Regions from separate parts of the Homo sapiens genome. Here region 1 is linked to region 2. A link is a loop called in an ENCODE intact Hi-C map of the cell type or tissue named here. Cell type or tissue: sigmoid colon. All regions are shown on one strand. Each heading gives the region's core, and the rest is flanking DNA. Links, peaks and the distances in the headings are about the cores only.

Region 1 (2,813 bases), core at 40-2,539, 370 kb before region 2:
GGATCTTCACGTAGAAAATTTAACATGGGCTGGGTGTGATGGCTCATGCCTGTAATCCAAGCACTTTGGGAGGCCAAGGCAGTGGATAACCTGAGGTCAGGAGTTTGAGACCAGCCTGGCCAACATGGTTAAACCCCGTCTCTATGAAAAAATAAAAAAATTAGCCGGGCGTGGTGGTGGGCGCCTGTAATCCCAGCTACTCAGGAGGCTAAGGCAGGAGAATTGCTTGAATCCGGGAGGTGGAGATTGCAGTGAGCCAAGATCATACCACTGCACTCCAGCCTGGGCGACAGAGAGAGACCCTGTCTCCAAAAAAAAAAAAAAAAAAAAAAAAAAGAGTTGAACATTAAGTTGCACGTTGCACGTGGTGGTGCAAGCCTGTAGTCCTAGCTACTTGCGAGGCTGAGGCAGGAAGATCATTTTATCCCAGGAGTTTGAGTTCAGCCTGGGCAACAACAGCAAGACCACATCTCAAAAAAGAAAAAAAAAATTAGTTGCTGAATGTTAGCACGGATGTTAGTATGGGCCAAGCAATAAAGTGTAAATTATAAAAGTTATTCATAGTCTTTGTTTTGTCATTTACTTTGAAAACATCCGAGCCACATTTGTAAAATGAGACTAATAATCTCCCCATGATCTATTTCACAAGGCTCTACTAGGTATGACAGCATGCAACAACAGATGCTCGGTAGCATTATAAAATGTAAGGGGCTGTATGAATGGAAGAGATAACTATTCCCAGTGGGTAACATGCTTAACTTCCCAAGAGAGTGCTTGACAAATTTTTCTCTTTCTTGAACCATTTTTCTCCTTCCTAGGAGAGTTCTGGTGAAATGATGATGTAACAGCAAGAAGAAAGTGTGTGTGTGTGTGTGTGTGTGTGTGTGTGTGTGTGTGTGTTGTGTGAGACAGAAAGAGAGACAAGAGGCACAGACAAACACTCCTTGGAGGTGAGAGAGCAGACGTAGGCAATTAGAAAAAAAGGAAGAAAGTTCATGTGGATTTTTCAGGTTTAGTCCAAACTCTTGCTTCCTTTTCCAACATCCACATAAAGCACTGGCCATAAGTGCTTTTAAAACATTTTATTAAGAAGAATTGAGTATATAAAAGAACAGCTTTCCTGCAGAGGTACAAAACTACCTCTTAATGTAGGCTGACAAGTTAGAATGTTTTAACTGTAGCCATTTGATGACATAAGGGAGCAAAAGGCTGCTAGTGTGTTGGTCACTAATGCGCCAAGTTTCAGGTACCTTAAAGTGTTTAGCCTCCTGTGGAGTTGGCCTCCTATTTCCAGAGGCCCTTTAGTCATTTGGATTTCAACTCTAGTAAAAATGTCTGTACCACCTTCTGCTGTCAGAGAGTTAGGACCTGGAGTCCATCCACTGGGAATAAAAGCACTGGTTTGGGGGAGGATCCTTGGCTGCCACTTCATAAATAGACTTTTGCTGAGAATTTCTGATGCACTCTGTCCCTAGGCCCAGACTCCTTGGTAATGCTAGGAATAAAACAGCAATTCTTTTTCTAAAACTATACTTATGAGTAAGGCTGTCTCTTTATGTGCAGAAGGGTACATAAGCAGGAGGCACTGTTGCTGCCCTTCATATTCATACCAACATAAAAATCTTCTTAAGCAAAGCATGAACCTCCGCTTTTAATATGTGTCCTTATATTCCTTCCATGACATTTATTTATTTCAGTATTTCCATAGCAACTACAGCCAAGAAATTGCCCCAGATTTAGAGGGTTTCTATAGTGTATCACATTATACTAAAGGGGAAAAAAAAAGCAATGATAAAAATTCTGTTAATCAGATTAAGCACTTATATTAGTAAATAATTTCATGTATACAAAATATCACAACTGCTTATTCCTTATCTGTGAAGACATGGGAGAAATTAATATCTCCCTTTAGTAAATGAGGACACTGATACTCAGAAGCTAAATGATTTACCCAAGGTCACACCAGGAGAGCTAGAATTAGGATAAATACATTCTATTTATATCACTTCCTAACAAAGTTTTAGTGATCTTTACTTTAATCTGTTTACATATTCAAATCTATAAGAATAACCAAAACTAGGCTTTCAAGAGACATATCACCAAAGAAGAAAAGCATCTCATTGATTTTGCTAATAATTACACAAACTTAAAATAACTAAGACATAATGTGCTTATTAAATTAGTTCAGAAAATATAAATAAACTTCTGCCATAGGGGATAGTTTGCATTTTAACATATAGTTTCATTATTGTTGATGGTTCTGTAAATTAGAAAAATATTTCTAAAGAAATCTAGCAAGGTAATGCAAAAGTCCTCCAGATTAAATTTGATTTGGTAATATAAATCAAAGAATTTATGCTAAGGATGTAATTCAAAATAAAAAATAAAATTTTTATTAACTATCTATAGGCATGTTATTTACAATTCTAAAAGATTGCAAAACACACAATACATTTTGACTGGCAAATGGTTTTAAAATGAAGTGTGTAATCTAAATGTAAAACTAAACAGATAAAAATCTAAAAATGAATACTAACAATGCAAAACTATATGAACATTTGTATTATGTTAATAAATAAAAAATAGAAAACAAAATATGTAAAATGATTAAAGAGAATTACAATGCTATACTGAATCAAACTGTTTAATCATAACTACTTAAGCACAAAGATTAAGAACAAACTCAATAAACCACAGGAAAATATTAAAAATCATTGAACCAAAGCTGCAGACATTACTGGTGCATTTTCCCTCAAAATCATGTAAATTTTTAATTTTAATAGGATCTTAAGTTGATCAACAACCAATTTAGG
Region 2 (2,813 bases), core at 192-2,691:
TATCTAAAGTGGTTTGTTTCCTATAGTGAATCCTGACTGAAACTCCCTCAAGATCCTTACAAACTCCCTCAAGATCCTTATGGGCAATAATGATATTTTATCAACAACAGACAGGTTCAAATTCATCAAGCAAATAAATCCTGAGTGCCTATGCAAAGCACTTGGATCACCTCTAGAAGAGCCGTGCACAGAGCACACCCAGTGCCGTCCCTCTCAAAGCTCCCAGTCCAGGGGGAAGAGGCATGCTACAACTCCAGAAGTACTGAGTGATATGGAGGAAGCCAGCAGAAAGCCGAATCTAGTCTGATCTCCGCACGCTAGCCTCAGCTCTATCACTCACCAGCCCTGTTTTCTAACCCAGGGGGCTAGATGAATGAAAGTCCCTTTCTCTCCAACATTCCACACCTCCACAGATGAGTCTTTGTACTCATGAGGGAATTTACTTGGATTTAAGTCCTAACAAGACTTCCTAAATCTTCAGTTCCCTAAATCTGAAGGTCAGAACACAAAGGTCACATAACACACATGCCCGATACAGTTTAAAAGGGAATAGGAATCTGTGACCCCGAAGTATTCTGTGGCAGCCTACAACTAGAAAGCCTCGAGGAGAAAAATCCAAAATTGTGGTTGCAGTACTTGTTAAGAACAGCAGAGAACAAACAGTGTCTTCAGGGTCTCTCTCTTCTTGGAAAATTTCTGCCTCCATGTCTGACAAGAAGGAAGATTATTTACAGACACTGGTTTCTCTTAAAGTACTCAGACCAATAGGTATAGTAAAAGAAATATTAGGCAAATGCAGTAATGCTTAGATCTCTCAAGAAAAGCCACTAATTTCCTTATGTGTCAGACAAGAAAATCTTTGAAACTCATAAATGAGAAGGAGTTTTTGTAGACGGAAAGAAAAACAGCAAGAGAGATCTAGTAAGACGTCTAAACCCAGTTCTGGCACCCGGTCCAGCAGTGGCTGCAGGCCAGGGCCTTCCAGGCCTCACTGAGCCTTAATTTCCTCACCTGTAAAATGGAGACAACAATCCTGCCTAGCTTATCCCATGGGTGTTTATGCTGATCAAGTGAAATACTAAACGTAAGAGCATTTTGTAAATAGCAGAGTGATATACATGTGAAGGAAGACTATTAATAAAGGAATTTCAAAGGAAAGCTATAAATAGTACTTTTTAAAGCCCAGGCAGCAAAAGAAAATGTAAATATAGCAGTGATTTTACAATTTTGTGATCTAGAGGAAGAAATGGTGATCAGAATTGTGACAAACAATGATGTCCAAAAGAGAAGAGAAACCAGCTCGGCTCTGTCATAATTGTCTCAGTTCCTGTACCACACACAACAATGGAAAGATTGCAGGGAGGGGCAGGAGCAGGCCTGTGACTGTGGCACACCAAAGACACGGAGACACAGCTCCAAGAAAATGACGCTTCTACCTCTGTAATAATAACAGTCAGAATCTCATGCTGTGGGTCCTCTATGGATCTGAAAGTGGCTTATGCAAGTGACTTTACCACTTTCTCAGTTTTATCTCTTGGAAGGAACACAATTGGACAGAGTGAGGCCAAACTCCAGGTTTGCTCACCTGGATGAACAGAAATGCAAAGGCAGATCTCACCCACAGTTAGATTTCAGGACCCAGAGGGGATAGGCAGGTTCAGACAAGATTCAGGCAACAACTCACCCAGATTTCTTTCTTTTTTTCTTTTCTTTTTTTTTTTGAGACGGAGTCCCATTTTTTTTTTTTTTTTTTTGAGACGGAGTCCCACTCTGTTGCCCAGACTAGAGTACAGTGGCACAATCTTGGCTCACTGCAACCTCTGCCTCCCGGGTTCAAGTGATTCTCCTGCCTCAGCCTCCTGAGTAGCCAGGATTATAGGCTCCTGCCACCACACCTGGCTAACTTTAGTATTTTTAGTACAGATGGCGTTTCGCCACATTGGCCAGGCTGGTCTCGAACTCCTGACCTCAGGTGATCCACCCACCTTGGCCTCCCAAAGTGCTGGGATTACAGACGTGAGCCACCACGCCCAGTCTCAGATTTCTAAGAGACCATGGAGGGAAACTAAGCAGGAGGTCAAGCACAGCCAAAACTGCTCAGTGCCCTCCATCCTCAATCCACTGTCAAGCGGTCAGGTTAGCAGACAAGTAGAACTGAGCCAAAAGTCAAGTCCCAGGCCCTTGGGCACAAAGGCACAGGAGAAGTTCTAGTTCTGAAGCAAACCAGTGACCTATTAGTCTGTACTGGGGTGTAGATATCACAAAGCTCTCCAGGGTATTGGGACATCAGGTGACAGAGAGGTGAAATAAGTGAGATAAATTAACTCTACCTATAATTCACATAAAAAGAGACATCAGTGGCACACAAATATACCAAACACACACACACACATACGCACACACATACATACACACACACAACTTAAATAATAATCAGGGAAATATAAATTAAAATAGCCATGAAATGCTTTTTCAAACAGTTTGCCAAAAAAATGAAAGATTCATAAAATTCACCATGGGACACGATTTGTCAGGAAATTAACATTCACAATATTATGACTCTTCCTATAAACCTACATATTCTCTATTTGTTTATATATGAGACATATTACATATTGTCTATTGATGCTTTTGCAGCACAAAGAGTTGAGGACCTGTGACAGAGACCATCTGGCCTACAAAGCCTAAAATATTTACTACTTGGCCCTTTACAGAAAAAGTTTGAGGACCTCAGGTGTAAACTTAAAAGTTACTGCTTTCAGTTACTACAGATATAACAAATTTCTTCTTTGCCTGAAGACTTTTGCAAGTTT

What was found. A loop is a pair of places that touch in the nucleus more often than their neighbours do. Peaks named below come from ENCODE experiments on the same cell type or tissue, not always from the same donor. Only the 100,000 strongest peaks of a DNase experiment are listed, where the experiment ranks them.
Region 1: it touches region 2 in a loop (1.8-fold over the local background); 1 of 110 quality-filtered maps calls a loop at or near these places.

Annotation. Positions count from the first base shown.
Region 1 is chr3:188,763,385-188,766,197 of GRCh38, reverse strand. All of the region lies in intron 9 of LPP (LIM domain containing preferred translocation partner in lipoma), which reads right to left. Among named protein-coding and RNA genes, the nearest start is that of MIR28, 76 kb to the right of the region's middle. In sigmoid colon, for the core only: no CTCF peak of the experiment used is centred there; no DNase peak of the experiment used is centred there.
Region 2 is chr3:188,388,717-188,391,529 of GRCh38, reverse strand. The region is part of intron 3 of LPP (LIM domain containing preferred translocation partner in lipoma); the gene reads right to left. Among named protein-coding and RNA genes, the nearest start is that of LPP-AS1, 180 kb to the left of the region's middle. In sigmoid colon, for the core only: no CTCF peak of the experiment used is centred there; a DNase peak (open chromatin) is centred at 1,369; H3K27ac peaks cover 1,266 bases.